Linked DNA regions of Homo sapiens: region 2 is linked to region 1. Evidence: chromatin loops called from intact Hi-C (ENCODE). Cell type or tissue: mammary epithelial cell. All regions are shown on one strand. Links, peaks and the distances in the headings refer to the core of each region. The heading gives the core; the rest is flanking DNA. Region 1 has its middle 21 kb from the start of EXOC4. Region 2 overlaps PLXNA4 (plexin A4).

What was found. A loop is a pair of places that touch in the nucleus more often than their neighbours do. Peaks named below come from ENCODE experiments on the same cell type or tissue, not always from the same donor. Only the 100,000 strongest peaks of a DNase experiment are listed, where the experiment ranks them.
Region 2: a loop joins it to region 1, with 5 times the contacts of the local background. A loop is called at or near these places in 10 of 110 quality-filtered maps.

Annotation. Positions count from the first base shown.
Region 1 is chr7:133,223,671-133,240,056 of GRCh38, reverse strand. No RefSeq gene overlaps it. Among named protein-coding and RNA genes, the nearest start is that of EXOC4, 21 kb to the left of the region's middle. In mammary epithelial cell, for the core only: a CTCF peak has its summit at 9,270 (motif pointing right); no DNase peak of the experiment used is centred there.
Region 2 is chr7:132,311,849-132,328,234 of GRCh38, reverse strand. The region is part of intron 3 of PLXNA4 (plexin A4); the gene reads left to right. Among named protein-coding and RNA genes, the nearest start is that of PLXNA4-AS1, 32 kb to the left of the region's middle. In mammary epithelial cell, for the core only: a CTCF peak has its summit at 9,308 (motif pointing left); a DNase peak (open chromatin) is centred at 9,294.

The DNA of each region.
Region 1 (16,386 bases), core at 7,311-12,310:
GAACACCGAATGCTGGGTTCTTTGGCTGGAGTAAACGTGTAGAAAATGTGCTCTACCTTGGGGAAATGTGATATTTATACATAGCTATGTCTGAAATTTTTATATATGATAGATTCTTGTGAGTATAATGAAAAGGAAAATGCGGAAAATGCAGAAAATTGTGAGTAGCAGAAAGACCTAACACCTTAAATAATAAAAACTGTTTAATCCTAAATCTATGAGTGACTTGGTAAAATATAAATTCTAAAACCATTTTTAAAAACCATAATCCCTGTTAATAGACAGGAGAACTGAAACAGGCAGAGTACTCTTGAATGTGTCTATTCAAGGTTTTCATTTTTTTTCATCCAGGAGGGATATTTTTAAAATTAAAAAATTAAGAATATGACACAGATACTGACCAATTAGAACAGACATCTCAGTCGTGGTCCTGGAGGTCATCTGGGGTGCCAGGAATTAAGGCTTTGATGCCATAGTGTGCCAAGAGTAAATAGGATTTTGATATTAACAATCATGCAATTATATGAGTGCATATCACCAGAATGTCAGCCTTGTTCTAATCCTAGCTATTCCCAGTAACAAGTGTCTGATATGTTGACTACATCCTGTTCTATATGTTCTATTCTTGTTACCTCTAGTCCCTCTCTCATCTTTGTAGGTAGCAATAATCATCACAGATTCTACCAAGAAGAACTATGGGACAGAAACAGTAAATGAATGACTCTTCCACATTTGTTCAAAGTTACTTAACATGAAAAACTGCACTTCTAGCTTATCCTGAAATATTAGAAGATCTTACAAGATAGCACACATTCCTGGATGAAAACAATTGTCTGAATTTAGAAATAATAATTGCCAGCATGCAATTCATGAATATTTATAAAGTCCTGTATTTTTATAAAAGCGATAATAACAACTATTTCTTTAAAATGTTTGAGATGACTATGGAATTTTTATTTATTTATTTATTTATTTTGAGACAAGGTCTCACTACGTTGTCCAGGCTAGTCTGAAACTCCTTGCCTGAAGCAATCCTCTTTTTTTGGGGGGGGGTGGGGGGAACGGAGTCTTGCTCTGTCGTCCAGGCTGGAGTGCAGTGGCGTGACCTCAGCTCACTGCAAGCTGTGCCTCCTGGGTTCATGCCATTCTCCTGCCTCAGCCTCCCAAGTAGCTGGGACTACAGGCGCTCACAACCTTGCCCGGCTAATTTTTTGTATTTTTAGTGGAGATGGGGTTTCACTGTGTTAGCCAGGATGGTCTCAATCTCCTGACCTCATGATCCCCCACCTCGACCTCCCAAAGTGCTGGGATTACAGGCGTGAGCCACCGTGCCCAGCCCTGAAGCAATCCTCTTACCAGCCTCCTTAGTTATTATGGAATTTAAAATATGAACTGTATTTTTTTCTTAGGTGTCATTACAATATTGTGGTTATATATATTTTTTGTTTTATCTTTAGGAAATGTGTGTTGAAATATTTACAAATGAAATGTCATGTTTTCTGCAGCTTATTTTCAAATATTTTAGAAAAAAACTAAGGTATATATGAACAGACAAAGCAAATGTGGCCAAATATTAACAACTGCTACGTCTAGGTAAACATATACCACTTTTCTCTGTTCTACTCTTCCAACTTTTCTGTAAGTAGCTTTGAGCATTTTCATAATAAGATGTTGATGGATTAACCTGCAGGACATTATGTTAAGTGAATGAAATAAGTCAGGCACAGAAAGATAAATACCCCATGTTCTCGCTCGTATGTGGAAGCTAAGAAAGTTGAGCTCATAGAAGTAGAGAGTAGAACTGTGGTTACTACAGTCTGGGAAGGGGAGTGGGGAGAGGTGGATAGGGAAAGGTTGGTTAACAGATACATAATTAAAGCTAGATAGGACGAATGACTTACAGTGTTCTATAGCACTGCAGAGTGATTATAGTTATTAATTTATTGTTTAGTTTTTGTTAATTTTTTTAAGAGACATAGAGTCTCACTCTGTTGTACAGGCTGGAGTGCAGTGATATGATCATAGTTCTCTGAAGCTTGGAACTCCTGGGCTCAAGCAATCCTTCCACCTCAGCCTCCTGAGTAGCTGGGACTACAGGCATGTGCCACCATGCCTGGCTAATTTTTTTTTTTTTTTTTGAGACAGGGTCTTGCTCTGTCACCCAGCTGTCACCCAGGCTGGAGTACAGTGGCACAATCATGGCTCACTGCAGCCTTAACCTCCACGGTTCAAGCAATCCTCCCACCTCAGCCTCCTGAGTAGTTGGGTCTACAGCCACATGCCACCACACCTGGCTAATGTTTTCTAATTTTTGTAGAGATGGGGTCTTGCTATGTTGCCCAGGTTGGTCTTGAATTCCAGCTTCAAGTGATCCTCCCACCTCGACCTCCCAAAGTTCTGGGATTTCAAGTGTTAGCCACTGAACCTGGCCTATTGCATATTTTCAAATAGCTAAAGGAGGGAATTTTGAATGTTCCAAACACAAAGAAATGATCACTGCTCGATGTGGTAGATATGCTAGTTACCCTAATCTGATCATTACATCATTGTATACATGTATCAAAATAACACTCTGTATACATATATCGAAATAACATTACACATTGTATACATGTAGCGAAGTAACACTCTGTAACCCCATAAAGATGTACAATTATGTCTCAAAACTTTCTGAAAACATGAGAAAATGAAAAAATATAAATGGTGTATATATATATATATATATATATATATAGAAAATGCCCAATAAATATTCTTTTTATATATATGTTATTTATATAAGCTATTCAAGAAATATACTTTTTTCTCCATGTCTGGCTCATTGCTCTCTCTCTCCCTCCCTCTCTCTCTCTATATATATATGTGTATATATATACACACATATACATATATATGACAATATATATGTGGTTCATTGCCATATATATATATATGGAGACATGGAGAAAAATTAAGAAAATGTGAAAGTAGTGTCCACCCTGTAGAAACACACCAGCAAGATGGGAACAAATAACTGCATTGTACATGATTATAATCTGATGTTACTATGCAGTTTTAGAAATGAAGCGTTTAAACAATAACACCTAGAGTCACTGGCATAGAGGGGAAGAGAATACTTAATGCTATTACCCAGAAATTGCAATGGTGTAGCTCAACGTACAACCTTTTAGTGTAGCTGCCAGGCAGGGAGCAATACTTCCCACTAAAGAGGATTAACCAGCCCTGGGATTGCACTACACAGAGAACACAAATTGTGCCAGAGCAAGAACAGAGGCTAAAGAGACCAAGGATGCAGTGTGCTCTGAGGACCCTGAGAGGGGAGCTTTCTTTCTCACAATGTACCCATTCATGTTAACAAGTAGAGCAGGCAACTAGCAACTAATTCTTAGAATCCATAGCACATACGCAAATCTCCCACAGAAAATACATAATATGGCTGGGCGTGGTGTCTCACGCCTATAATCCCAGCACTTTGGGAAGCCAAGGCGGACAGATCACTTGAGGTCAGGAGTCCGAGGCCAGCCTGGCCAACGTGGTGAAACTCCATCTCTACTAAAAGTACAAAAGTTAGCTGGGCATGGTAGCATGTGCCTGTAGTCCCAGCTACTCGGGAGTCTGAGGTTCACTGCATGAACCTGGGAGGTGGAAGCTGCAAGGAGCTGAGATGGTGCCACTGCACTCCAGCCTGGGCAACAGAGCAAGACTCTGCCTCTAAAAAAAAAAAAGAAAAGGAAAGAAAAAGAAAATACATAATATTCAGTCCTTTGAACTGATGCTTTGACAGACAAATGCATCTACATTTGCAGCAAGAACAACATGGGACACATAAAGTAGGGCACAAGCTAGACCAGAACCATTCTCGTCAACACATGGGTTAAGGGTTTTTGCCAGGGCCTTAGAAGATATGCTTTAGGGTATGTTTAATGTAAGTGCATGGAGAAAAATAGACAGTACATGCAGCCTTTCTCAGCAAATCTTTGCTGCCATTTTCATAGAATTCCGAGAAATTTTGCTAAGTGTTATTACACTGAGATTGGACCCAGTGAACCCCATATGACTATTAAGTATGCATTCTCCTCTCCTGGGCCTTATTTCTGTCTAGTATGCTCTGCTATATTAACATGAGGAATACCAGGAGTAATTGTTACAGGAGTCTGGAGGTTTTAAAAGATTGAAGGCTGAGCATGGGACTGGAAGAAATAAAAGAAAACATGAGTGGGAAACCCCACAAAATGATATGGGGTTATGGAGAAAGGATTTCCTGACTATAAGACTTATGAATCACACAGGAATGAGTGACTGTGGAGAGTTACACACACACACACACACACACACACACATTTTCACAAAAACCTTTAGGCCATGAATATTCTATTCTCCTCCACAAAGTTGGAATTGTTCTTCCTGCAATAGGAAGTGCTCCCTGGCTGACCTCTCCTTCACAGTCATCAACCCTACCTTCTATATCCTCCCATATCACTAAACTAAGAAAACATAATCATCAGCCCACAGCAAATTCTAAAAGGCCTTTGGCATATCACATTGGCTTTGCATCAAATTTATTGCTGAATTTCACTGGCTTCTCCCGATCTGCTTTATTGCTGATTTTAATCTTGTTTGTTTTAGGCTTCCAAGCCCCACTGCAAAATACCTAATACACTCTTTGTAGCTAGAGACTGTATAAATAAAATGTATCATATTCCCATTATAACAACACTATATCATCCACATTATGTAGCACCCATAGGTGGCCTACATTTTTAATTATTTCCCTCCCCTAAACTCTAAATTAATACAATGAATTTAGAAACCCCTCCACCTCTCATCAGAGGAAGTAATTGAATACTCCATTATGATAATAAGCCATTTTTCATTGTAAGTGCTTGTTCCCAGAGGGCTTTGCTCTGTGCAGTAAGTCTACAGGCAACAGTTTTGAAAGGGCAGTGTGTGCTGTGTACTCAGATAATAACACTTTGTTATTTTGCCTTAGATCTTAAACCACTTTCACGCTAACAAACAATCCCCCGACCCAAAAAAAAATCAAGGAAGCTACATTTTTTAGGTAGAAAAGGAGATGCACGAAGGTGGTCACTTTTCCTAGCACTCCAGTGATTCAGGGATAGAGTAAGAGAAATGAAGCATGTAGCCAAACAGGGCTGGAGGTGAGTATTCCTGTTTTTGTTTTTGTTTTTTTTTGTTGTTGTTGTTTTGTTTTTGAGATGGAGTTTCGCTCTTGTTGCTCAGGCTGGAGTGCAACGGTGCGATCTCAGCTCACCGCAACCTCCGCCTCCCGGGTTCAAGCGATACTCCTGCCTCAGCTTCCAGAGTAGCTGGGATTACAGGCATGTGCCACCACGCCTGGCTAATTTTTTGTATTTTTAGTAGAGATGGGGTTTCTTCATGTTGGTCAGACTGGTCTCTAAATCCTGACCTCAGGTGATCCACTCACCTTGGCTTCCCAAAGTGCTGAGATTACAGACGTGAGCCACCATGCCTGGTCGAGTATTCCTGTTTTTAATGGTCTCCTGGCCTGTCCATCTTCTTCTCCTGTAAATGCCCCTGGATCCAGATGAGGTGTAAGAGCCTCCAGGCCAAGGGTTATGTCATGTGTAGCTTCAATCCTTTCAGTGCTTTGCCTGAGACGGGCAATCAATAAGTGTTGAATAACTGGGCAAGAAATGATGCAGGCTGCCCTATTTTTGTCCTCTGGAGCACAGGTGAGGAGCAGCAGAAGACAACGCTACCAGCTCTACCTCTAAGCAATTGCCCAGGGCCCAGATGAGAAGGGACAGAAAAAAAATAAAACCTCATCCCACATTTGCAACAGCAGCCTACAGATGTGTAAAAACAATTGAGCATTAAATGCAGCTTTGATGTAGATAAAATATCTTAAGGTTGAGAATAGTCTAGAGTAGATTAAGGTAAGAATATAGGCTCTAGAGTCAGGCCACTTAGCTGTGAATCCTTTTTCTGCCACTTACTGGCTAGTGGTGACGTTGGGTGAACTACTTGACCTCTCTGTGCTTCAGTTTCTTCATTTGTAAAATCGGGATAATGATAATACTGACTTTGAGGGTTGCTGTGAAGATAAAAAAGATTAAAAACTACTTAGAACAGTGACAGACACATTATAAATACTGTTACCTATTATTATGGTTGCTATGGATAACATGCTCATCATCACTCAAGAAGTACAAGGCCAGGTAGGTGGTCAACTCCATGGTGAGGACAAAGGCGGATAAAAGGTCTCTGTGAACAGATTGATCGCTCCCAAGAAGTCACAGGTGTGAAAACTCACTCATCAGTCCTACTCTTTATGTCAGAAGGCCCCTCTGAACATAAAAATGATATAGGAGAGGAGGGTGATTCGACCCTGATGGGTTTCCCTTCACAAACCTCCAGTGATTCCTGATTGCCTCACAACACATTCCTGCCCTAGCTTTTGAAGCTCTGTACTGTATGGCCCCATACTATTTTCCTCACCAGAACTCTTAACTACTTTCTGCATTTACCTTAGCTCTGGGCTTTCTGTTCATCTAGCTGATGCTATTAAAGTCTGTTCTGGCTAGAAATAATTCTTCTCAAGGCATCTTTTCTAAGAGCGGGCTATTTACCTGGTCTGGCCACGGGAACCCTTGAGAGCATGTGCCATTAAAGTCCATTGAGTTTCCCTGTCTACATCTGGAAATACCTAAAGGGTTTTCATAACAAAAGGATTAATTAGGCGGAGCGAGGTGGCTCACGGCTGTAACCCCAGCACTTTGGGAGATCAAGGAGGGCGGATCACCTGAGGCCAGGAGTTCAAGAACAGGCTGGCCAACATGGCAAAAACCCATCTCTACTAAAAATACAAAAAATTAGCCGGGTCTGGTGGCAGGCGCCTGTAATTCCAGCTACTCGGGCAGCTGAGGCAGGAGGATCACTTGAACCTGGGAGGCGGAGGCTGCAGTGAGCCAAGATCGCACCATTGCACTCCAGCCTGGGCAACAAGGGCAAAACTCCGTCTCAAAAAAAAATTTTTTTTAAATAAAAATAAAAAAGGATTCTCTGAGAAGCCAAGGCAGGTGTATCACCTGAGGTTGGGAGTTTGAGACCAGCCTGATCAACATGGAGAAACCCTGCCTCTACTAAAAATACAAATTAGCAAGGTGTGGTGGCACATCCCTGTAATCCCAGCTACTTGGGAGGCTGAGGCAGGAGAATCGCTTGAACCTGGGGTGGTGGAGGTTGCGGTGAGCTGAGATCGCGCCATTGCACTCAAGCTTGGGCAACAAGAGTGAAACTCCGTCTCAAAAAAAAAAAAAAAAAAAACAGGAATAATTGCCCATAACTGTAGGAAATGTATATACAGCAGCTAGCAGTGGATCTTCAGCATAAACCCAGTTATAATTGAGATAGTGTCATTCTCTTCTATTTCCAATTCCTTCACACTAAAGGGCAATGTGTGCCACCTACTCAGCACAAAGGGACGGATCTGCAGGCAGAGGGTTCTGAGGGGGTGTTAGGGGATGCCAAAAGCCACAAGACCAACAGGGAGCTTCTTTCTGAATCGTGTCTTTGGCAGCCTGCAGCCATTTCTGTTAAGGTAGACAAGCGGCTAGCAAATAATTTGTTAAGTATTTCTTCCACAGAAAAGCATACAGATTCAGGACTTAAAGATGGTTCTTTCACAGGAAAAGGCAAAGGGGCAGGGGGACTCTCTGCAATGCTGGTCATGTTCTTCCGCTTAGTCTGGTTGGCAGCTACACAGGCATGTTCACTTTGTGAAAATGCATGCAACTGCACACTGAGGAATTGTGTACTTTTCTATGTGTCTGTTATACTTCAATTAAAAAGTCTATTAAAGAAAATTGAACATGTTAAATGTATATATACTATTTGAAATTTTAAAGGGTTTTAATTAACTATGTCAATGGACTACATATTAATCAGTCAGTTTAAAAGCTATCATTCAAAATTTGCTAATTCCATGAAATAGAATAATAAGTTTTATAAGCTGAACTAAAAAACTTAAGGAAAATGTCATTCAGCCATAAAAGAAATGAAGTACTGATACATGCTACAACGTGGATGAACCTCCAAAATATTATGCTACATGAAAGAAGCCGGCCACAAGAGGCCACATAGTATATGATTCAATTTATGTGAAATATCTGAATAGGCAAATTTATAGAGATAGCAAGCAGATTAGTGATTGCCAAGGTGAGGGGGAAGGTGGGAATGAGGAATGACTGCTTAACGGGAAGGGAGTTTTACTTTGGAGCAATGGAAATGTTTGGGACTAAATGCCACTACATTGTCCACTTTAAAATGCCTAATCTTAAGTGAATTTCACTTCAAGAAAAGACTTAAGATGAGATTTATATTTTCATAGTTAACATTTAATACATTCAATAGGAATATTTAGACTGCTGAATGGTTTTTTTCTGTGCACCAAAACCACCTCAAGGGCACACAAAGCAATCTTACTTTATTTTGGCTTTTACTGTGGGGGCTATAAAAAGGGTCAGGTTCATGGTCAGATGCAGGGATGGGAGTATCGCTCTACACTCTTTGGAAGAGATGGTTCGCCATCTTTGCAAGTCCAATTTCATATGTTCTCCCTGGCAAAGTAGAGAATGAGATATAACAAATAAAAATGTAATTGATGGAGTCTGAGGAGTCGTCTATTTCTTCCTCCCTGCCATTTGATACACCTGAATTTGATCCATTTGAGATGACCTCTCTCAAATTAACCAACTCCCAGGAAGGGAGGTTCTACAAACTTTTTGTGATAGATCTCACACCCAATGAGTAGGATTTGTAGGGAAAATTGTGACATTGATTATTACGTCTTTGTAATGTGTCCGTGGGAGGTCAACATTAAGTTCAATTTATCATTAACTGGACGTGTTTGCTAGTTTGGCAAAGGAAGTAATGTGTAATATGTGCACATTAATGGCATCTGTAATGTGTAATGTGTAATGCGTCCATGGGAGGTTGACGTTAAGTTCAATTTATGATTTAACTGGACATGTTTGCTAGTTTGGCAAAGGAAGTTATCTTGGTGATAGTGGAAGGGGTTGAGCATCTCTGGAACTTGGGGAAGGAGAGAACAAATTCCAAACCAGATCTACTTGAAAAACTTGTTTCAGCATCAACAGAGTGGAAACTGTACTTAAAGCACAAACTTTGTGTAACTACAGACAGAAACTAAGAATTATTTGCAACTAATATGCACATCTCAAAACAAGAAAATGACTGTTCCAACCGAGTCCAACAGGGGGCAGTAGTGATTTCCTCAGCTCCATAGGGTTATATTCAGTGGCAGCAAGTTGATCTCAAGTTTCATTAGGTTTCGGTTGCCAGATCTAGTAAATAAAAATACAGGGCATCAAATTAATTTGAATTTCAGATAAAGAAACCAATTTTTTAGTAGATTTCATATATTTCATATGAAACTGAGGCATACTTAGGTTAAAAAAGCATTTATCTTTTAGTATGATATCCATATTTAACTGGGTATCTGGTATTTTATTTGGCCATCCTAAATTGTGTGTGTGTTTAGGAGAGAGAGAAACAGGCCCAGAGAATACATGTGGCTCATCTAGTTTACACAGTCTAACATATTGAAACAGGATTTCTGTTCATTTCATCCTAATATGCTATGAAAAGGTGAAATCGTGGTCTGAAAATTAGGGAGTTTTCCTGATTCCTGTCTTTTTTCTGATCTTCCTATACTGGCTCTATCTTTCCTGCTTTATAGCCAAACAGATTTCTAGTTAACCTTGTCTGTCCCCATATTGGCAATCATCTTCATGGTTTATGTCTTCCAATGAACCTGTCTCCTTCTCCCAATTTTCTTATCCTGCCCCTGAGGTTTAATTTTGTTCAAGAGTCTTCTCAAAACAAACAGAAGGTAAATGAAGACTGTCAGCTTACTTCAACCTGGACCAGATGGAGTTAGGGAGGTAGTGAAAACATGAAGTAAAAGGAAGGAAAAACATGTTTTATTTGTCTCTTTTTGTCATATGTCACAGAACAGGAGACCTGCTATGTCTGTGATATTTACCTTAGAAACAAGGTTTGTGTAAATTGTGTAAGCCACATGACCACAGTTTTTTTCAATGGTAAATAAAAATAATCTCAACCTAGAACTGCAGGTAGGCTTCAATGAGAAAAGGATGTACAAGTACTTTGTAAGATGTTAAAGGCTATGGTTATAACAATTAATTTATTATGTGTTTTTTCCTTTTGGAATACTATAACTAATACAGGCTTTGATCTCTTAAAAAGAAATATTGTCAATATATATTCTTCGCCATCACTCCAACCCCAGCAACTAGTCAAAGGTGTTATAACAGTGATAACGAAGCTGAACTAAGGTAGGCTAAATAATCAGTACCTTCCAATTTCCTGGGGTTGAGCTCTCCCTTGGAGAGCAGGTAACAGTTGGGGACAGAGTGATCCTCTTTTTTTAAAGCCACATTAGAGTCTCCAAGAAATGACAATGTTTCAGATGCATAAAAGGAAACATTCTGAAGCTAAATACCAGGAAACATCTATCAAAACACAAAAGAAGCGAAAAATTACTTTATAATATGCAGAAAAGTATGCATTTGAATGATCACCTTGAAAGAGTTTTGGGTAGGGGATGGAGGAATAACACATTTATAGATGTTATGCCAGAGGATGGGTGACTGCCATATTCTTCTATTAAATCTTCCCAGGAAAGGAGACTTTAGGGACTCAAAAGATGCTTGTGATGAGTTTATCTTACTTGCTTTTCTAGACTTTTGCTTTCAACGAAGCACCGTAGCTCTGACTGTTATATTCATCACCCATGTTAGGTGTCTGCTGCTATTTTTTGTTTCTTTGTTTTTTACGCATTCTTCTTGTGTTCTCGTCTTTCCAACTCCAGAGATAGCTAAGCATTTCCAAACTTATCTCCCTTGTGTACTTATATCCCCTGCATTCAATCCAGTTTTGTAAACCCAAGGTACAGTGATTCCCTACCACTTACCGAAGGGGATGTACCTTTCAGGAGCCCTTATGGGAGGTCCTATGTGGCCATTTAACACCATTTGTCAGCATTAGTTTCCAGCAAAGGATTAGACCACAGGTCTCTAAAGGGGGAGGTGAGGGTGAGATATTCCTCCTCATTCCTGAATGTGATGTTCCAGGGTTTGGGTAAAATGATCTACTGGTGTATGAGGAAAAAATAATAAAACAGTTATCTCTTTCTCTTAAAAGTGAAAGGAGTTCAACTTTAATATTTACTGTATGGATACACAAAGACAATCTCACTGGCATGCCAAGTGTCCTAGGAAGAGTGAGAATTCCATAGTGAGTTCGGATTGACAATGACCCCTGCTATAATTTGGATGTTTGACTCCTCCAAATCTCATGTTGTGATTTGATCCTAATGTTGGAGTTGGGGCTTAATGGGAAGTGTTTGGGTCATGGGAGTGGATCCCTCATGAAAAGATTAATGCCCTCCCTGTAGGGTGAGTGGGTGCAGTAAGTGAATTCTCACTTTTCATTCCCAGGAGAACTAGTTATTTTATTTTTTATTTTATTTTTATTTTTTCAGATGGAGTTTTGCTCTGTCTCCAGGCTGGAGTGCAGTGGCACAATCTCGGCTCATGGCAACCTCCGCCTCCCGGGTTCAAGCTATTCTCCCACCTCAGCCTCCTGAGTAGCTGGGACTACAGGCATGCATCACCACACCCAGCTAATTTTTGCATTTTTAGTAGAGATGGGGTTTCACCATGTTGGCTAGGGTGGTCTCAATCTCTTGACCTCATGATTCGCCCACCTCGGCCTCCCAAAGTGCTGGGATTACAGGTGTGAGCCACCACGCCCAGCCGAGAACTGGTTATTAAAAAGAGCCTGGTACCTCCCCCATCTGGCTCTCTTGATTTGCTCTCACCATCTGATCTCTGCACACACGGGTTCCCCTTGACTTTCCCTGTTTGTGGAAGCAGCATGAGGACCTCACCAGAAGCCAAGCAGATGCTGGGGCCGTGTTTCTCGTACAGCCTGCAGAACTGTGAGCCAAGCAAACCTCTTTTCTTTATAAATTAGCCAGCCTCAGATACTCCTTTGTGGCAACACAGACTCCCCCATTCTCATTCATTCTATTTCCTAGAATTGTGAAATATTGCTATTTGCATGTAAAAAGTTACATGGTTTTACAGATTAGGTTATTTAGTTTTAAAATATTCCTGCAGAGAGAGCATGAATTGAATTGAGTTTTAATAACACAAGCAAAAGGAAACAACAAGAAATTGGCAGAGCTGATAACTTTTTCTCTTTCTGGCATGAGCTCTCATTCAGGCACATTACAGGTTAAAACAGTGGTGAAGTAATAGAGCTGACACATTTCTCTTGCTTATGAAAAGTTTGTTCCCATTAAAAATAAAAAGGTTCATATCACAAATAAATGAAATAAAATGTATTTTAAAATATTGTTTATTGTGCCAGGTGCAGTGGCTGACACCAGTAATTCCAGCACTTTGGCAGGCCGAGGCGGGTGGATCACGACGTCAGGAGATCGAGACCATCCTGGCTAACATGATGAAACCCTGTCTCTACTAAAAATACAAAAATTAGCTGGGCGTGGTGGCAGGCTCCTGTAGTCCCAGCTACTCGGGAGGCTGAGGCAGGAGAATGATGTGAACCTGGGAGGCGGAGCTTGCAGTGAGCCAAGATCACACTGCTGCACTCCAGCCTGGGCGACAGAGCGAGACTCCATCTATAAAAAAAAAAAAATATATATATATATATATATATATATATATATATATGTTTATTTTCCCCTCAAAAATATTATAACCATATTACTAGAGTAGTGTGTGTATATAATATAAAGCTAACTACAAATCTTTTGCAATTATATGCTCAAGCAATTGTTACTGATAGGTGTATGCAAATAAAAAATTAGACAACTACTAGATGAGAGTCAGTGCTGTGCTAGAACGTGCCCCTACAGGCTTATGAGCACTGACTATTAAATTTTCAGGAATTTTTAAAATCTACCTATTAAACACAACTGATATGGTTTGGCTGTGTCCCCACTCAAATCTCATCTTGAATTGTAGCTCCCATAATTCCCACGTGTGGTGGAAGGGACCCAGTGGGAGGTAATTGAATCATGGGGGCGGGTCTTTCCTGTGATGATCTTGTGATAGAGAATAAGTCTCACAAGATCTGATAGTTTTATAAAGGGCAGTTCCCCTGTACACATCCCTTGCCTGCCTCCATGTAAGACTTGACTTTGCTCCTCCTTCACCCTCCAGCATGATTGTGAGGCCTCCCCAGCCACGTGGAACTGTGAGTCCATTAAACTTCTTTTCCTTTATAAATTACCCAGTCTAAGGTATGACTTTATTACCAGCATGAGAACAGGCTAATACAACAACTATTATTAAATTTTTAATTACATAAACTTATAATTACATATATTATGTTAAAAAAACAAAGGCAGGGCAGGGCGTGGTGGCTCATGCCTGTAATCCCAGCACTTTGGGAGGCTGAGGCGGGTGGATCACGAGGTCAGGAGATCGAGACCAGCCTGGCCAACATGGGGAAACCCCGTCTCTACTAAAAATACAAAAAAAAAAAAAAAATAGCCAGGCGTAGTGGCGGGCGCCGGTAGTCCCAGCTACTTGGGAGGCTGAGGCAGGAGAATGGCGTGAACCCGGGAAGCGGAGCTTGCAGTGAGCATAGATCACGCCACTGCACTCCAGCCTGGGTGACAGAGCAAGACTCCATCTCAAGAAAAAAACAAAACAAAACAAAAACAAAGGCAGTAAATATTCAAAACTTGGCATTTCCTAATTACTCTTCTTATTTTACTAATTCTATGCTCTTTAGGGTATTTATATCTATCTTATCTTTATGATGGTGTATTAGTTATCTATTGCTGTATAACAAATCATCCCAAAACTTAGCAGTTCAAAATCGCAAACATTAATTAACTTACACAGTTTCTAAGTCAGGAATCTGAGAGTAGCTTCACTAAGTGGTTTTAGCTCAGGATTTCTCATGAAACTACAGTCAAGTTGTCAGTGGGGGATGCAGCCATCTCAAGGCTTGACTGGAGCTAAAGATATGACTTCCACGAATATTAACTCATATGACTGTGGCTGGAGGCCACAGTTCCTTACTACATGAGCTTCTCCATCAGGTTTCTCAGAGCATGGCAGCTAACCTCCCTCAAAGTGAGTGATCTGAGAGAGAGAGACCAAGATAGAAGCTGCAGTGCCTTTTATAGCCTAACCTCGGAAGTAACATACAACCACTTCCACTATTTCCTACTGGTTATACGAAACAACCCTGGAACAACATGAGAGGGAAATAAATACTGAATACCAGGGCTCACATCTTAGAGGTTAACTAACATAGGGAAACATACAATAAAATGATGTGCTACTATATGTATCTTTCCAACTCCATATTCAGTGACATCACATTGATTGCCTGAACTTGGCCATGGTACAAGTATTTACACCACAAAAATCAGAAAATGCTACAAATCAAGTGGTTTTTGTCGTTTCTTTGTGCATTATTCATGTGCTTGTTTTTTGCCTGGGGAGCTGCTTTTGAAACACTTAGCAGCACCTCACTGATTAGAGTGCACCACCATGCTGCATTTGGTAAGGTGAGGGATGGGGATACCCATAGGTGACTGTGTGGTAGACAGAATGAGCTGAGAGTTAGTTTGGATGGGGGAGTTAAAGGTCCAACACAGAAGCAGCAAACCAAAATTGAGGTGGTAAGGGTGTGATTAAGTGTGGGACTGGTTCCCCAGTGCTTCTGAAAGAGGGCAGGGAAGACTGCAGATTGCCCCATGCTCATCATGAAAGTCTAGGATGAGGCCAGACTGGACAGACACTTAACCACGTAGGACATGGTGTGCACCCACCCTATAGGGAGCTAACAAATTGTATCTGAATTTTGACCTTGAGCTCATACTAGTGCACTAATCTGAGACTGACAGGAGTGATTTAAGATTGGGAAAGTGGCCGGGCACGGTGGCTCATGCCTGTAATCCCAACACTTTGGGAGGCCGAGGGGGGCAGATCACAAGGTCAGGAGTTCAAGACCAGCCTGGCCAATATGGTGAAACCCCATGTCTACTAAAAATACAAAAATTAGCTGGGTGTGGTGGCTTGGCCATAGTCCCAGTTACTTGGGAGGCTGAGGCAGGAGAATCACTTGAACCCGGGAGGCGAAAGTTGCAGTGAGCCAAGGTCGCGCCACTGCACTCCAGCCTGGGCGACAGAGCAAGACTCTGTCTCAAACAAACAAACAAACAAAAAAGATTGGGAAAACAAAACTTTGAAGCAATGGTTAAAGAAACAAGAAGATAAGTATTGTAGAGGAATAAGAGGTGATAGAAATGGATTTCTAGGTAACAAAAGGCTCATGCACAGAAAAGTAAGCAGGATAGTGACTGTAAAGATAAGAATTGGGATCCTTTTATGAGGTAATATCCATTTCAATCTGTTTTTAGTACTAACTGATGAATGTAGACTTGTTCAATCATCAATATGACACTCAAAATTCAATTAATAAGTGCTTATTCAGGGCCCACCATCTTCCACAAACTGGGCTGGGCTCCTGGGAATGCAGGCTGGAGTAGGGGTGGGGTGTAGGGTAAGAGAGCTATATTAAACAGTCTCTACTCTAGATGATATTACAGACTTTCAGGCCTAGTTTACAACATTTTAGGAAACTTCCTAGTTTTTTTTTCTGATAACAAAGATGTTGAAACTTAACATTTTTTTATTGTGATAAACTATATATAACATAAAACTTACCATCTCCACCATTTTTAAGTGTACAATTCAGTGGCATTAAGATATTCACAATGTTGTATAACCATCACCACTATCCATTTTCAGAACTTTTTCTCATCCCAAACAGAACCTCTGCACCCATTAAGTAATACCTCCTGCTGAAGAGATGTTGAAACTTCATATTTTGGATTGCTTTCTTTTTCTATTTGTTAATTCCTTCAGAGCCAGGACATTAGGCATTAAATATGAAGTCATCAAACCATTAACTAGTGTTAGTGAGTCCAAGATGGATTAAAATATTTTAAACTCAAATAGAAACAAGGCTTTGACCTACATGGTACAACTGCTGATAAAACTGAAAATGTAAAGATCAGTGAAAGAATGATGATATGGTTTGGCTGTGTCCCCACCCAAATCTCATCTTGAACTGTAGCTCCCATAATCCCCATGTGGGACCTGGTGGGAGGTAATTGAATCATGGGGACAGGTTTTTCCAGTGCTGTTCTCGTGATAGTGAATAAGTCTCATGAGATCTGATGGTTTTACAAAGGGCAGTTCCCCTGCATATGCTTTCTTGCCTGCCACCATGTAAGAGGTGCCT
Region 2 (16,386 bases), core at 7,277-12,276, 910 kb after region 1:
CACTCCTCTTTGAATGCTCTGTCTCCTTCTAATTATGGATCTGTCAGGAGGAAGAGAAGCCAGCGCCCGCCCGACCCAGTGACCCCTTCACTTAACGTGGAAACTCAGTCCCCATTAGCAGGGTCAGACGCCTAAAGGAAAATGGGCTGCCAGAGCGGAACGAGGAAGAGAGTTCAAAGGCAGCGCTCTGTCCATCCGGCCACCCTTTCCATGGGGACTGGAAGTTCTCTTTGCACCCTGCCGCTGGTTTCCTTCTAGATATGCAGAGGAGCTCACCTGTGTCCCCACACAGGGCGGCTCTCCCTGTTCTCAGGGACCAGTGGGAAGGACTGGAACCTTCTCCTCATCCAGTGATGGGGGAGGAGGCTGGTGGAGGGAGGACTTGCTGAAAATCTCTCTGCTGCTGAGACTGGCTTTGTGTCCCTTCTTCATACACAGGGCACAATGGACCGTGTGCTCTGCTCTGTTTTAGAGATTTGTTAACTCACATATGAATAATTTTATGAGAGGATTTCAATTTGGTATACTTTGATGAATAAATCATGCGGGATCCAGATGTGACCTTCCTCACACAGTGTTCACCTCTGTGTCCGAGAACCCAGGGCATAGCAGAACCTTGATGCATATTTTGCATGGGTGTCCGACCTTGGTGTTATAAGGGTGACAAATGAAATTCAGTCAGAGAGGACCTAGCTTTCCAGGCAGACAAGTTATATATGGATCTTATTCTGGAAGAACCTGCCACTTCAGAAGGTTTGTGGGTAGGGGTGAGAATGGGAGACTCCATATGTTATATGATTTTATAATAAGCAATTATGACCTTCCCTGAACCTTCAAGTAAAAGTTTATCTTAAAAAATCTATATATTTAATCTTAATTTTCATGACTAACTTATTTCTCAGTACTTCTGACCCTTAGATTGCAACCTACCCCTGGAAATGTCAAATTATGGGATGCTCCAGGCATGAGCAGACCCAAGGGACCATCTTTGAATGGTGCACTTAGAGCCTGGGGTTGCAAAGCTGCCCACCTTCCCTCCCTCCCTTTCTTTTTTCTTTTTTTTTTGCCTTCCTTTTCTCCCTCTTTCCTTTCCCATCTCTCACTCTCTCCTTTTCCTTCCACATTTCTTTCTCCCTCCTTTCTTCCTACCCTCCCTCCTTTCTTCTCTCCCTCCCTCCTTTCTTCTCTCCCTCCCTCTTTTCTTCCTTCCTCTCTTCCCTCTTTTTCTTCCTTCCCTCCCTCCTTCGCTTCCTTCCTTTCTCACTGTTTCTCCTTTCCTTCTTCCCTCTCTCCCTTTCTTCCCTCCCTCCCTCCCTCTTCCTTTCCCCATTCCCTTCCTGCCACAACACTTACTGAGTACCAGCTCTGAGCCAGGCACTGGGCACAGACACTGTGGGGAGTGAAACAGACATGATTCCTGCCTTTAGGGAGTTTCTAGTTTCTATGGGGGAAACACACACTAAATAAACAGCTATAACTTCAGGTTGTGTTATATAAAAAAAGATAACACTGGGTGAGGGCACAGAGATGTGTTAGAGGAATGGGAACCATCAGCACTCGGAGTCAGGGAAGCCTCTCCAAGATGCCATGGGGGTGCAAGGCCGCGGGAAGCGAGGGCCAGCCTTGTGAGGTTCTCCGAGAGAGCATCCAAGCGGGCAGAGCAGCCCTGATGCAGGGGCTGGCAGAGGAGGCACAGTGGGAAGGCAAGGGGAAGGACGGGAAATGAGCAGGGGCAAGAGTAGGACAGAGAGGGGGCCAGACCATGCAGGCCACGGGAGCACCAAGGGCCACCATTCGAGGGCATCAGAGCATCTGATTCCACATGGATTCTACCAAAACCCAGGAACAGTAGGATGGTGTGTATGTGTGTGTTCATTTATTTACATACATAAAGAGGTTTGTTGTAAAGAATTGTCTCATAGGACTATGGAGGCTGGGAAGTTCCCTCATCTGGAGTTGGCAAGGTGAGGAGCCAGGGAGGTCAATGGTGTGAGTTCCAGCCTGAGTCCAAGTTCAAAGGCAGAAGAAGACCAATGTCCCTACTGGAAGACAGGCAGGCAGAGACAGGGAATTCTCCCTTCCTCCACCTTTTTGTTCTATTCGGGCCCTCAGTAGATTGGTAGAGACCCCCCCTCACTGGGAAGGCAGTCTGATGCACTACTCCAACCACTCAAACATGCATTTCATCTGAAAGACCTTCACAGGTGCACTCAGAATAAAGTTTAGCCAGCTGTCTGGGCACCCTGCAGCCCAGTCAGGTTGACACGTAGGATTAAGGATCATACAAGGTCTGGACAGTGGGTAGGAAGGGCTACTGTGTCCTGGCTTTCAGCTGTGTTGGAATCCGCTGCCTGCTGTAAGATCCATGCCCACCCTTGCCTTTACACGTCTCCCTGTAGTGCCAAGAGTGACCCACTGGGCTTACGTGTGTCAGTTTCCTAGGGCTGCTGTAATAAAACACTGTAAACTGGGTGGCCTGGGGCATTAGGAGTTTATTCTCTCACAGTCCTGGAGGCTAGAAGTCTGAAATTAAGGTGTCAGCAGGGCCACACTCCTTGAGGCTCTGTGTAGAACCCTTCCTTGCCTCTCCTTTGTGCTGGTAGTGGCCAGCCATCCTTGCCTGGCAGCTTCATTGCTCCAGTGTCTGCCTCCATCGGCCACATGGCATTTTCCTCTTCTTTTAAGGACACCAGTAATATGGTGTAGACTCCACCCTAATCAATTCCTCTTATCTTGATTATTTCTGCAAATATTCTATTTCCAAGTAAAGTCACATTCACAGGTACTGGGGCTTAGGATCTCAGCATATCTATTCAGGGGACACAGTTCAACCCATAACAACTGTTTTTCTGAGATGCCCTTGGGTGCTAGAGACTTGTCCAGAGGGGCCCTGATTATTCAAATGGCAAGAATTCTACTCTTGCTTTTCAGCTATCAACAAACTCACTAAATGTAGATGGCCCCGTATCCAGAAGCTTCTTCAATGCTCTGAGGCAACCTCGTTCACACCCCAGGTCCAGAGAAACTGTTAGGCACCCTAGAAGCCACTTGAACAGTTGGGTGGTAAAATTTGAGCCACAGAATGAGGGTTTCTTTCTTTTTCTGAACTAAGCTAAAAGTTACCCAGAAGAATAAACCAGTATGAGGAGCCCGGAGGTGAAGGCAGGTGGGGGCAGGTGTCTGATGCGTTACAGGAGTGTTGTGAAAGTTTGTCAGCCAGAGGATGCTGCCAAAATTCCATCTGGAGAAGAGGAGGCTGCTCTCCTCTGTTTTGTGCTTTTCAGGGGGCTTGTGTTCTTGATTTTAATCTTTGTGGATTCTGCTTTCTATAACCCATCACCCAACACTCAGATACCTTTCCAGTCACCTGCAATGCTTATACTGTATTTTGTCGAAATTCAGTTATCACCCCATTTCTGATGTCCCTACCTTTCTGCAGCATCCAGAGAATCCTTCTAGGCTAAACTCTGGCCTCAGGCATCGCTCCCATTCACCCTAGGGAAAGGATGTTTAATCTGCAAAATTACTTTAAACTTACCTGAAGGGGCTCTCCAATGCTTAGCCTTTTTAATAGCCGACCCTCATTCCCTTCCCAATGCAAAGAAGAGGGAGATTTATTCTGGCTGGTTTATCCCAAATAAATCTTGGGTATCTCAGTTTTACATTTTAACGAGAAACAAGCACTTTATAATAGCCATTCAGATTAAACTCCAACATACTCTCAAACCATTAACCTGAAGGAACTGTAACGATAAATTAAACATATTAATGAAGCTGTATTACAAGCTCAAAATTTGTTAGGTAAATTGTAGCATTATTAACAACCAACTTATCACAATCTATCATTGGGGGGAAAATGAACTGAAACAGTGATTACATGACATGCAAACTCTGTCACAATAAGTAAACACAAAATATTTATTACTAGGAAATGCAAATCTGCTGGGACATTTTCATGTGAGTGTCAAACCGGCAGATCTTTTAAATTTTTCTCTTTTTTCCTCTCCCATTCTCCCTTCACTCCTGTCTGCTTTCTCTTCCTCTTCCCTTCTCATTCATTCCCTTCACTTTCTTGGAAGGATCTTGGCATCCGGTTTTGGGTTCACTGGTCAACATCCTTGTCTGCAGTTCTCTGCTAAGTTTTTAGATAGAGCCTAATTTTTGTAAATAGGATAAATTGCTCCAGGGCCCTCCTTACCCATTGTTCGCCTGTCTCTGATGATCCCTGCCTAGCTCGGTATGGTCCAGGACCATCTCCATCCTTAGGCCTATTTTGTGATGATTTGTAGCCAAATTAGTTTGCACCTCATGTAGAATTGCATCATTTCTGCTTGGAGAAACCACAGAGATATGAGGCCCTCACTTCCAGACGAGGAAGCTGAGGCACAGAGGGTGGTGTATCTTTCCTGCAGCCACCCAGATATTTAAACAGTGAGAAAAATCAAACCTGCAAGTCTCCTCCACATGACAGATCTGTATATTATATCACAGGTTTCTCAATCTTGGGTTCAGATTGTTTTGCAGAACCCAGAAGCATGGCTATAGTCTAAGGACAGTCGACATTATAGTGGCCTGGAAGTGGAACATTCACCCATGGCCTGGGAGAGTCGTGTCAGAAGACTCCCTGGCATGGTGACACCTTGCACAGCAGAGCCGTGGAGCAGGAGGAAGATCTAGCAGACCTATTTTGGAGGGAGAGTGCCTAGAATTGTCCTGAGAGATTTTAGGTGGACCCAGGTCAGGCCTCCTGGGTTGGGGTTTTGTTGTTGAAGGCTTTGCTTTTACCACTTTCTCTTAGGCTTTGGAGGTAATAATGCCTAACTCCTCAGATCACTCGAAGGATTAGATGAGATGATGCAAGTACACTCTACTTTGTAAAATGAAAACCTAATGGACTGTGTAGCCTCATGGCTGTTACTGCTAGCACTTCAACACACCCATGTCTCTCAATCCTTCGGTTTCCTGTGCCCACCAGGGCATCTGTCTGTTGAGTTTCATGAATCATCTGCTGGCACCCAGCAATGCACATGTACAGGTGATTTAAGGCCTGGTGGTGGGGAGAGGGCAAAAGGGAAGACAGGCTGGACAAGGTGAACTCGTGGGGATCACAGTTCAGTGGTCACCTGAGTTATGAGTCTCTCCCCCAACGGATCTTTTCCCTCTGTGAATTTCCATTATGTCACCCAGTGTATTTCATCTGTGCTAAAGGAGAATACACTGATACAAATGTGCACCACCCCTCCCCAACCCTTGTATTTCTGATGTTAAGGCCTCTCTGGCTTATATTGCCTAGAGGGGACCCAGTGAGATAGTGGATCAGCTGTCCTGTTTAAAATCTGAACAGATCTCTTAAGTCACAGGAAGCCGAACCCCAGAACAGTGGTATCCAAACCTGGTTTTGTGACATCCCTTTCTTCCTGAGCATCTCTGGTTGTTTCAAAGAGTGACCCAATGATCTCCTAAATTTCCAAAGCAAAATAAGTCACAATAGTTTAAAAATACATACAGCACGGGAGGTGCTTAAGAGGAGATGAGTGTCTCCAACTAAATGAGTGATAGTGACGGAGCAACTCACCTATGTGGCCAGGTGCTTTTTGGGGTTTGAAACTAGAGAATGGTCCTGAGAGGTTGAAATTGCACCAGGATGTTTAGCCATGCTACCTTCTTGCTGTGTGGGATAAAGAATGGAGCCACAGCCTCTTAAAACCTGATGTGACATCTAGGAGACAGAAATGAAAAAGGCAACCCTTCTGGCCAGGCACGGTGGCTCACGCCTGTAATCCCAGCACTTTGGGAGGCCGAGGCGGGTGGATCACTTGAGGCCAGGAGTTCAAGACCAGCCTGGCTAGCATGGTGAAACCCTGTCTCTACCAAAAATACAAAAAATTAGCCAGACATGGTGGCACATGCCTGTAATCTCAGCTACTTGGGAGGCAGAGGCACAAGAATCGCTTGAACCCAAGAGCAGAGACTGCAGTGAGCCGAGTTTGCACCATTGCACTCCAGCCTGAGTGACAGAGTGAGACTCTGTTAAAAAAAAAAAAAAAAAAGCCCTTTTAGGGAAATTGAACTCTAGCCTTGGTCTACCTGGTTTCCAGACCCAATGGAAAGTGTGTCTCAGACCCGAGTGCCTGCATGCAAAGATTTCCAGATTTCTCTGGCACATTCCTTTTCCAACCTTTTCACTTACCATGTTTATTTTTACTGTTTGTTTTTTTCTCACTGCTATTCTACTATAATTGTGCCCAATTTGGTGATTGGGACAAAAAAGGCACGGAAACTGGGTTGTAGCTTGCCCAGATACTCTGCTAATTTCTACCTTCTTCTGGGGGTGGAGTTTAGGACTTCCTATGCCCCCTCCGCCCCACCCAGGCTTCCCTCCTCCCCAGAAACTTGAAACTCTCCTGGGAGGGTGGCCACCCGCATACAGGCTCCCCAATATATGCACCTTGGCCCTCTCCAAAGGGCCTCCTTTTTGCCCCTCCCCACCCTCAACCACAGACACATCTTTAAAACCTTGTCTTGAATGTTCACCAGACTCTAACATGTGTCCACGTGTCCCCCGGGGCTCCCTCCTGCCTGGCTGTCTGCCTCCTGCAGGTCTGTCTGCTTATGTGCACCGACACGGCAAACACACATGGTGCACCAACATTTCAGCCCAGTGTTGCTTTGAACAAGGCCTTCCAGGGGATCAGAAATGTGGACAGCAGATGTCAGAGGTGACCCACCGTCTGCTGTTTATGGGAGTTGCTCATTCCCTGGGTCAGGGAATGTGTACAGAGACTGTCACAGCCAGCGCAATGAGCATCCAAGAGGTTGTCACTGGTATCTCCCTGGGAACTGGACCACGATTTAAAAAAAAAAAAAAAGCTTGCCTAGAACACAGACACGCTAGGGTAACTGTAGATCTTACATTCACACACATCCTGGGCTTGACATCCTTGCCTTCAGCAGCTTGGCAGACAGAAAAATAACAGTTTGTTTTCTGTGTGATCAGAGTTAACTTAACCAACCCCTGCCAAGCTCTTCTCTTTGTCAGGAGAAAGAGTCAGAGGGAAGTGAGGGCATGCAAGTAAGCGCGAGGGGGTGGCGGACGGAGAGCCAGGTGAGGAGAGGCAGCCGGAGAAAAACAGTGCTGGGAAGCTGGCCGGTGAGTGTGGAGCCAGGTGATGTGCCAGGCATCTGACAGCCGTCAAGGAAGGGCAGCTGGCAAGGGATTGCCAGGAACCGGAGGGCAGAAAAACAGGGAGATTTGGGGCAACAAACGACATAGTCAGTGGCTGGAACTTGCTGGGGATGCCCTTGTGAGCCCTGCCGCGGGAGCAGTCATTCTCAAAATTTAGGATGCATCCAGACCACCTGTAGAACTTATTAAATACAGATTGCTGGCTTCAGCCCTGGAGTTTCTGATTCTGTAGGTCTGCGCAAGGCTAGAGATTTGGCATTTCTAACAAGTTCCCGGATGCTGCTGGTCAGGAGCCCAAACTCTGAGAACCACTGCACTCAGGGAAGCCCAAAGCTGACTTGCTTTAACCTCTTCCAATATGGCATCCACCAAGAGCAAAAGCTTTATTCATGGGAAAGGTCATTCAGTGCTTGGAGAAGCACGGAGACTCTGCTCTCCTCTCTCCAGGCAGGAGGTAAGAAGTGAAAGCAGAATCTTTGGTTCGTGGGGTGTTGCAGGTTGAACTGTATCTCCCCAAAGGGAAAGCTGAAGTCCCAACTTCTGATACTTGTGCATGTGACCTTTTTGTAAATAGGGTCTTTGGAGATCTAATCAAGTTAGGATGAAGGATGGGCTTTAATCCAGTGACTGGTGACTTCATGAGAGAAAAGAATGGGAAATTTAGACAGAGAGACCCGGGCCATGTGAAGACAAAGGCAGAGATTGGAGTGATGCTGCCACAAGCCAAGGAACAGCAAGCACTGCCAGCAGTCACTGGAGGTGGGAAGAGGCAATGAAGGATTCAGCCCTACCGGCCCCTTGATTCCAGACTTCTAATCTCCAGAGCTGTGACAGAATACATTTCTGTTGTTTTATGACACCCAGTTTGTGGTCACCTGTTATGGCACCCCCGGCAAATGAATACACTGGGTTTTCAGAGTTTGTTTGTGTTGCCATCTTAAAAGCGCCCAGTATGACCACTGTGGGTAGGTCTTGTGTCATGCTGACTTTCAAGGGAGATGCCTGTCCTCTGCACATGTCTGTAGGTGCAGCTCCAGGTTGCTTGACTGTGGAGATGTTCACCAGGGCAGTCCAACTCAGGTGTCTGAGAAGGCAGGGGTGGAGAACATGGGAGAGGTGGGGAAGCATGGCACTGCCCTGCAGAACTCCAGCAGAGCCCTTTGACTGGGAAGGAAGCAAGTGGAGAGCATAGGAGAGGTGGGGAAGCATGGTACTGCCGTGCACGGCTCCAGCAAAGCCCCATGGCTGGGAAGGCAGGGTAAGGCACTGTGCATTTCAGGAACTTACACGGAATAAAAGAAAGGTTAGGATGACAGGGAGGCAGTGTGAGAAAACCTGCTTCTGGAGCAGGAAGTCCGGTGATCTCAGAGCACCAGGAAATTAGCATAAGGAAACAGCAAAATTGTCCGTTAAGAATGCAGAGCCAAAACTTCATGGTAGAGGAGTGCAGCGGCAATGTGTTTGGAGAGTAGGAAACAGGTGGAGAGAATTATAAATTACAAGGAACCCTGAGAACAGATCTAGAGTAGGAAACAGGTGGAGAGAATTATAATTTACAAGGAACCCTGAGAACAGACCTAGAGTAGGAAACAGGTGGAGAGAATTATAATTTACAAGGAACCCTGAGAACAGATCTAGGATGAAGCCCTCATCACAGCACCTGGAATATGCTAGTTTTCTATTTCTCAATTTGGAGTTCCCTGGGGACTGCATGGGAATCACCAGTAGCACTTACTCAAAATGCACGTTCCTGGGCTCCACCTCAGCCATGCTGCGTGAGAGTCTCAGTGGACAGGGCCTGGGAAGCTGCATTTTCACAAGCTCTGCAGGGGTTTTATGCTAAGTCTGAAAACCATGCTGCATGTGCTTAGGAAACGTTAGTAGGTTTCCCCCTTTCTAGATTAGATTAGGGGAAATAGAGAAGAATGGAAGAGAGGAGAGGAGGTTTCAGAAGGGCCTTTGGATGGCTCTCCTCCATATCGCCTTGCCCAGGACCTCTATGTGGGCCACCTTGGGGTGCGTGTGGACATGCCTTCCCTTCCACGGTTGGACCAGTCCTGACAAGCGCTGCGGGGCCAGGCGTCACAGGACTGGAGTCACCCGACTGTCGCAGCACTGCCACCTGCTGGCTGCAGGAGAAAATGCAGAATTCAACAGAGAGTCCACACTTGTTAAAGACCAGCTTCAGAAACACACAGGCAGAGACCCGCGCACACACATACCTACATATACACCACAGAACAGAGCCCCTCCGACCCTGGCTAGACCACAGCAGCATCTGTGATTTTGCCTGTGTAACAACTACAGATGGGTTCGATTTCTCCCTTCAGGGGACAGATGAGATTGGAGTGGGGGAGAAGAATTAAAAAAAAAAAAAAAAAAAAAAAGCAAAGTGCGTGATGATCACCAGAGGCTCTGAAAAGACTTCCTCTTCCCTCCTTCCTTCCTGTTTTCCGGTAAACACAGGAGGTAAAGATGTGCAAGTTGTGGAAACGCTCATTCTGCAGGGGGTGGGGAGGGAGAGTCCTGCAGCTGAGGCATCCCTTGGCTCCCAGCCCTGGGGAAGGAGAGGGAAAGCAGGGAGGGAGGAAGCCAGGAGGCTGGAGAAGCTGACCCTCCCCCAGCTTAGCGCTCTCAAGTGTCCAAAGCAAGTGAGCACATACTGATATCACCTCCTTTCCTCGACACTCTGGGTTCTGGGCAGTATTGCGCTCTTTTCTGCCTCAGTTTCCCCTTTAGTGAGCAGATGGGGCTGCCAGAGGGTCAGACCCTGGTGTGATCTCTGGTGCTCAGAAGGGTGAGAGTGTCCACATGAATCACCTGTCTGGCTAGGAAGGGCTCCAACTCCCTCCCCCTGCAACCAGGGCCCTGAGATGCTACCCCTGCCCTCTCCGCTCCAGTCCCCCTGCCTGCAGGCCTGCTTGTTGTGTGGGATGAACTGCTGAGATTGCCTTGTCTCGGTTCATGACCTTATGTCAAAACCACTTGGGATTGAGTTTCTTTGACCGGGTTACTCGGGTCTTCAGGGAAAATGGATTACAGCCTTTCCCAGGAGGCACAGATTCTTGCGCTCTCAGAGAATGTTCTCTGGCCTGCAAACTGTGCCTGCCTGGCCCCGACCCTTGCTCTGCCTGGCTCTTGTTCTCCACTCCCTGCTCTTGGATTTCTTCCCTACCCATTTCTGAAATTGCCTGGCCAGGTGTAACCTGAGCCAGCTGAGGGAGGGAGCAGGCTGAGAGGCTCCCTACAACTGGTGTTCCACAATGCTGTGCTGACTTTTGCTTGTGCTGCTCCATTTTGCTCTTGTTGCACACAACCTGGTCATGGTAAACTCATGGTAGCTTTGCAAGGATAGGCAAATGGTCACTGAATGCCACAGAATAAAAGTAATCAGGGAAGACTTTGGATCCTATGCTAGTGAATCCCAGACCAGTAAATCCAACCCAGTTCAGTCCAACTCAAGTCAACCAATTTATTCCAATTCAACATAACACAACCCAATCCAACCCCATCCAATGCAACCCAATCCAATTCAATCCAACTGAACACAACACAACCCAATCCAATCAAATTCAACCCAATCCAACTCAACTCAATCCAATTCAATACAATCCAACACAACCCAATCCAATCAAATTCAACCCAACCCAACCCAATCCAACCCAACTCAATCCAATACAACCCAACACAACCCAACCCAATCCAGTCCAACCCAACCCAACCCAACTCAATCCAATTCAGCACAACCTAACTCAACCCAATTCAATCCAATCCAATCCAACCCAACCCAACCCAACCCAGTCCAATCTAACATGATATAGCACAGCACACACAACCCAACACAACCCAATCCAATTACATTTAATCCAACACAAACTTAACTGAACCCAGCCCAATTCAATTCAACACAACACAACTCAATCTAATCCAGCACAACCCAACTAAATCTAATTCAACACAACACAATCCAATCCAATTCAACCCAACCTAATCCAATAAATCCAGTCTAACACAACACAACACACACAACCCAATTTAACAAAACCCAACCTAATCCAATCCAATACAACACAACACAGCCCAACCTAACCCAATGCAGCACAATACAACTCAATCCAATCCAACCCAACCCCAGCACAACACAGCTAGGCTCAAGCAACAGGCAGTCTTATAGCACCCTGTTTTACTCATCTCACTCTGCATTGATGAAACTGGAGGGTGGGGGACTAAATTGTGTACTTTTCTTGTGAGACCCCAGTCCCTTATTTAAAAAGAAGTGGGTGCCAAGATAGCATGGTAAGAACAACAGGTTCAGAAGTTAAGAGACCTAATGAAGCTACAGTGGTGTCATGAATTTGGAGAGTCATTTCCCATCCAGGCTTTAGTTCTTCATCTGCTGGGGAGCTATGGCCTAAGGACACTTCCCAAACCCAGCTCACAATACTGCTGGGAGGACACACTGAAATGATGTACATAAAAATCCTTTTCAAAATTTGAGGCACCAAGCTATTATTGATTAAGTACTTTATAGGCTAGGGTTAAATCTATGTTTTAAAATCTTAGCCTGGAAGTTTGTGAGAGTTTAGGGTCTCTATCCCATAGTGACTTGATCCGTAAAGTGCTAAAATGAAATGTTCCTCCTAAGTCCACCATTTTCCATGCGTTTAAGTCAGTTGATTGAGTTTATGTTAAGAACATCAAGGTTTTCCCAAACTCTGGTTAGAGAGCTTGCTGCAAAGAAATGTATTGTTCCCTTAACCTAAACCCAAAAAGTTGACTAGAAGAGAACTGGGAGAATGTGGACGATTCAATAAAATCCACCTCCCAACACAACATAGGGAGGCTTATGGTGATAGAGTCGCATTTTTTAGTTTAGTCATTTGAGGCAATAAGTGGGCGTTCACTTTGTTAAAGGAATGACAGTGCCCCTCTTCAAGGGCATAGCAGTTTTTCCAAGTTGAAAAAGTAGGATATGCTTTGCTTATTATCTCCAGTTTATGAAAGTCAGATCATATCAGTTCCCCCATCCTGGAAACATACAACACTTCCCCTCTGTGTACAGGTTAAAGCCCAGCACTTTGAAAGACATTCAAGGGTCTTTTGCACCTGCATCCAACCTACCACTCTGGGCTTCCCTCCCACCATGCCCCCAAAAGTCATATGCCCTGACCACAGCTGACTACCCTACACTGCACACACGTGGCACTTTCCTCCATCTCTGCCTTTGCTCATGCCAGCCTGCCTAGGACATATTCTTCCTCATGGCTCCTGCTATTTGAATCATATTCCTCCTAACAATCAGCTCACATTGCCACTCTTCTGGGAAGCACACTCCTCAGAATTGACCACTGCTTCCTCTCCATGGCCACCAGAACAGAAGTCAATCATTTGAATGTGCTTCACTCGGGAGGGGCGTGAGATGTGGGCCAAGGTGTATTGGGTTTTAACCAGAATATCTGATCGAAAATGAGATCCAGCACTTGTTAGCTATAATCTAACTTTGAGCATCATGTAGCCCATCTGAGTCTTAGTTTGTTCATAGATACAACATGAGTACAAATAATCATCCTCCTTCCCTCACTGGAATCATGGTTCATTTATTAATTCAATAAAGTTTATTGTGTCCTTACTATGTGTGGTGTGAATTAAATTTAGAAAGTCAATGTGAAACTGCTTTTTAAATTGTGCTGTGAATCTTGTTTTGGACAAGAAGTCTTTGAGGGTAGAAACCAGCCAAATCTTATTTGAAATGTGTGCATTTCTGGGTGGGATTTTACACAGTACATGCTCAACTCATGTTCAGCAATGGAATGAACTAGAGAAAACAAGCCTCCCAGAGGTCACACAGAACAGACCGGAGTGAAAGCCCCTCTGGTCCTGTTTCCCAGGCCCCAGTAGCAGAAATGTCTCCCTTGCTCACACATCCTCCCCTGGCTCACTTAGGTGCCAAATGGAAAAGTCAAGGAAGAAAGTGCCACAGAGGAAGAGCACAATATTCCACTGGATAACTTGCTCAGGAGAGTGGATAAGATTATCCTTAATAACCTGACACTTTTATTTATGGAGTGTCTCTGATAAAAACCCTCCAAAATGCTTGCAGTCCATTGGAGGAGAGGAAATAATTACCTGCTTAGAAATCTGAGAGGAAGTTAAGTGACGCAAGACAATTTTGTTGCTGGCTTCTTTTCGTGTCTTGCAACACAACAAGCTGGCATGATCAGAGCCCTGCTGGGCTGAGGAGGAACAAAGAAGTCTTTCCATCATGACTTTTCCTGGTCTACGTTGAGGATGGGAAGTAAAGTGGCTGGAAGTCCAGTTAGTGAACTCCAGCGTGCAGACCCAGGACAGTTCTGATACAGGACCCAGGGTCTGGTGATGTGGAACCTCCGTGAGGACCTCTTTTGGAACCCCAGAGTAACAACCTGTAAAATCTCAGTTTTTCTTGATATTCTCCAACCCTCAGCTCTCCCACCCTTTCCTTCCTCTTCCTCCCTTCCCTACTTCCCGTGGCCTCCCTTTCCAGACTCTGATGGGGGTGAACCATGGAAGGCCCCAAGAAGCAGAAGGGAACCAGCACCCCCGGTCATGGGCATTGGCATGAGGCCGACTAAACGCTCTGACCCAAGGGGAAGGTCTGTGGGGAGAAGGGGCCACACCACACACTCAACCCTTAGAGGGCTTCGTTTTGTTTTAAGTCTTAGGTCAGTGTGGGAAATAAACCCTACTATTTTTTAAATAATGGTAGGTATTTCTGGATTTTTAATTTGACATAGACTTTGGAAAGAAGTTCCTGAACCAGCCCTAAGCAAAAATTGTGAAAATTTTGGTGCAAAATGAGACTTTTGTTTGGTTCTGTGAAACTGTTTAATCCAAAGAAAAGTTCCTCAGATACTAAAATTGAAGGACCCTGGTGATGGTGCAGAGAAGGTAATTAAATCGGTGTGTCTTTCCTGTGCTCCTCAAAGTGACTGCCTATTCATTTGCAAGTTTATGTTGGGTCATGCATGGAGCCTATTTCAGCTTCTGGGATGAGAAGTGGGAGAACATTCTATTCCTCAACTTAGTGAGCCCTCTGTAGTGTCTGGGGGCAACGTGAAGGGAAGTAGGAAATAGTGATTTGTGTTCTTCCCTTTCCCCGGCACTTTTCCAATCTGTATTCTGTAATCTATGGAATGTGTCTGATGTGACCCTTAGAGACAGGGTAGGAGGGCCAGCCTGCCATGGTGGTCGTCTAAATTCTGGCTCCGGGAAATGATTTGATATCATGATATCACAATCCACCTCTAAAATGACAGTGACTCAATTGTCCTAAGCAATGACTTTCTGCCTAAGCAGAAAGTCATTCAGTCAGACATCCAGCAGACATTCAGTCCTGAATGTCCAAAACAATGAGACAGTCAATCGGCCACACTCCCACCAGTGACATTCAGCAGATCTCAGACCCGCACTTCTTCTTTCCACCCACACGGCATTCCCTTCAACTTGCTCCTTGGGCCCACCATTCCCTTGGCCACCCAGGTGTGACAATCCAGAGTTTGTCCTTCATTCTTCAAGCCCCATCTCCTTCTCCCTCTGTCCTTACCCTCTATTCCAACTGCCTTTTGGCTAGACCAAGATAAGAATCATAGTCCTTTACTGTCACCCTACTTTTAGTCTCTCCCTGTCCACACCATGCAATATAAGAGTGTATGTTCCAGGCACATGCAACTTCCTGTAGCAAAAAAGTTCAGGAAGGAGAATTATTTCAAAACCAGTCTCAGACTCCCACCATCCAATACATTTTATCCCTTAACATGTCCTTGAAACACATTAAATAATATTACTTTAAATGCATTTCATAAATAAGACTTTGTGTAACCATTACTAGCTTAATATTGACTCTAGGCTTGAGGAAAAGTGATGGGGACATAGGTATAGTGAGGTAGGCAGAGAGGGAGGTTGGAGCTCAGGACCACCCCCATGTGCATCCAGGGGGCAGCTGCAAACAGAGGTCCAGGTGCAGCTCCTGCCTCAAGACCATCAAAAAAGAATGCAGTGCCCCTCAAATCTCAGTGCAGCGACTCACAGGAGGGTAAGCCTTCCCTCTCTCCTTTGCCAATGACGTAGCTGTGCAACATGAGTTGCCAGAGGTGTGTCATGGGTCAGTGAGTAGCCATGGACCCCTCATGTAAATAAGTGCTAACTGTAGTTTAGCTGTGATTATGTGCTGGGCAGTGTGCTAAATGCTTTTCATCTACTAACTCATTAAATCTTCACGTCAACTGATTGTGGTAGGTACTGTTATTATCTGCATCTTCCAGATGAGGAAACCAGGGGTTAGAGAAATTGACTCATTTCCCAAAGGTCATGTAGCTAGGTCCTGGCAGAGCTGCGTAGAAGCCCTTGTTAATGGCCTCTGGAACCCATGCTTTCAATCACTGCATTATTAATTTCTTGGGCAAACCTAAAAACTAACACTTTGACAGAGTAAGTGCTGGCCAAATGGATAAATGGATATATTATTATTGATATGTCAATATACCATTAGCATATTATATTAACATATTGATCATTAATATTAATGTGCCATCCCCTGACTCTCTTGTTCTTGGTGACTTCCCCACCGGGCTCAGTTTTCACATCTGAAACATGGGGAGAGGCAACTCCCAGAGCACCAGAACCAGTGGCTGTAGGTTTTTGCTCAGTGCCTCAGAGCTGGGAGATCAATAGTTTAATTGCTGTGAAACACATGGGCCTTGATGATGCCACATAAATAATTGTAATAACTGTGGCCAGTGACGGAGAGAATGGTTTTCCAATATCTTATTTTAAAATGGATTTCTCTGCAACTAACTCCACAGGCTTCTGGCAGAAGGAGTAACCCATACAGGCACTTATTATTATTATTATTATTATTATTTTCCTTCAAGGCACTTTGGCTCTGGTGCCTCCCTCACTGGGATCAAAGGTCACCCGTCTGATTGGAGGAGGATGTCTTTAGGCCCCTCAACTGAGGGCGGGGGTGGCTTAAAGCTGGGTCTCTGTGGTTTTTCCTGGGATGAGGGTGGTCAAAAGCCCCTTTGTGATCTTCCAGCCAAGCTCTCTCCTGGCCCCAGGGCCCCCAGCTTTCTGCATCTGTGCATTCCAGCTCTGTCTGGTGATGTCATCCCCAGACAGGGATGCCCTTCTCAGCTCCAGCATTCTAAGCCCAGGGAAGGCTG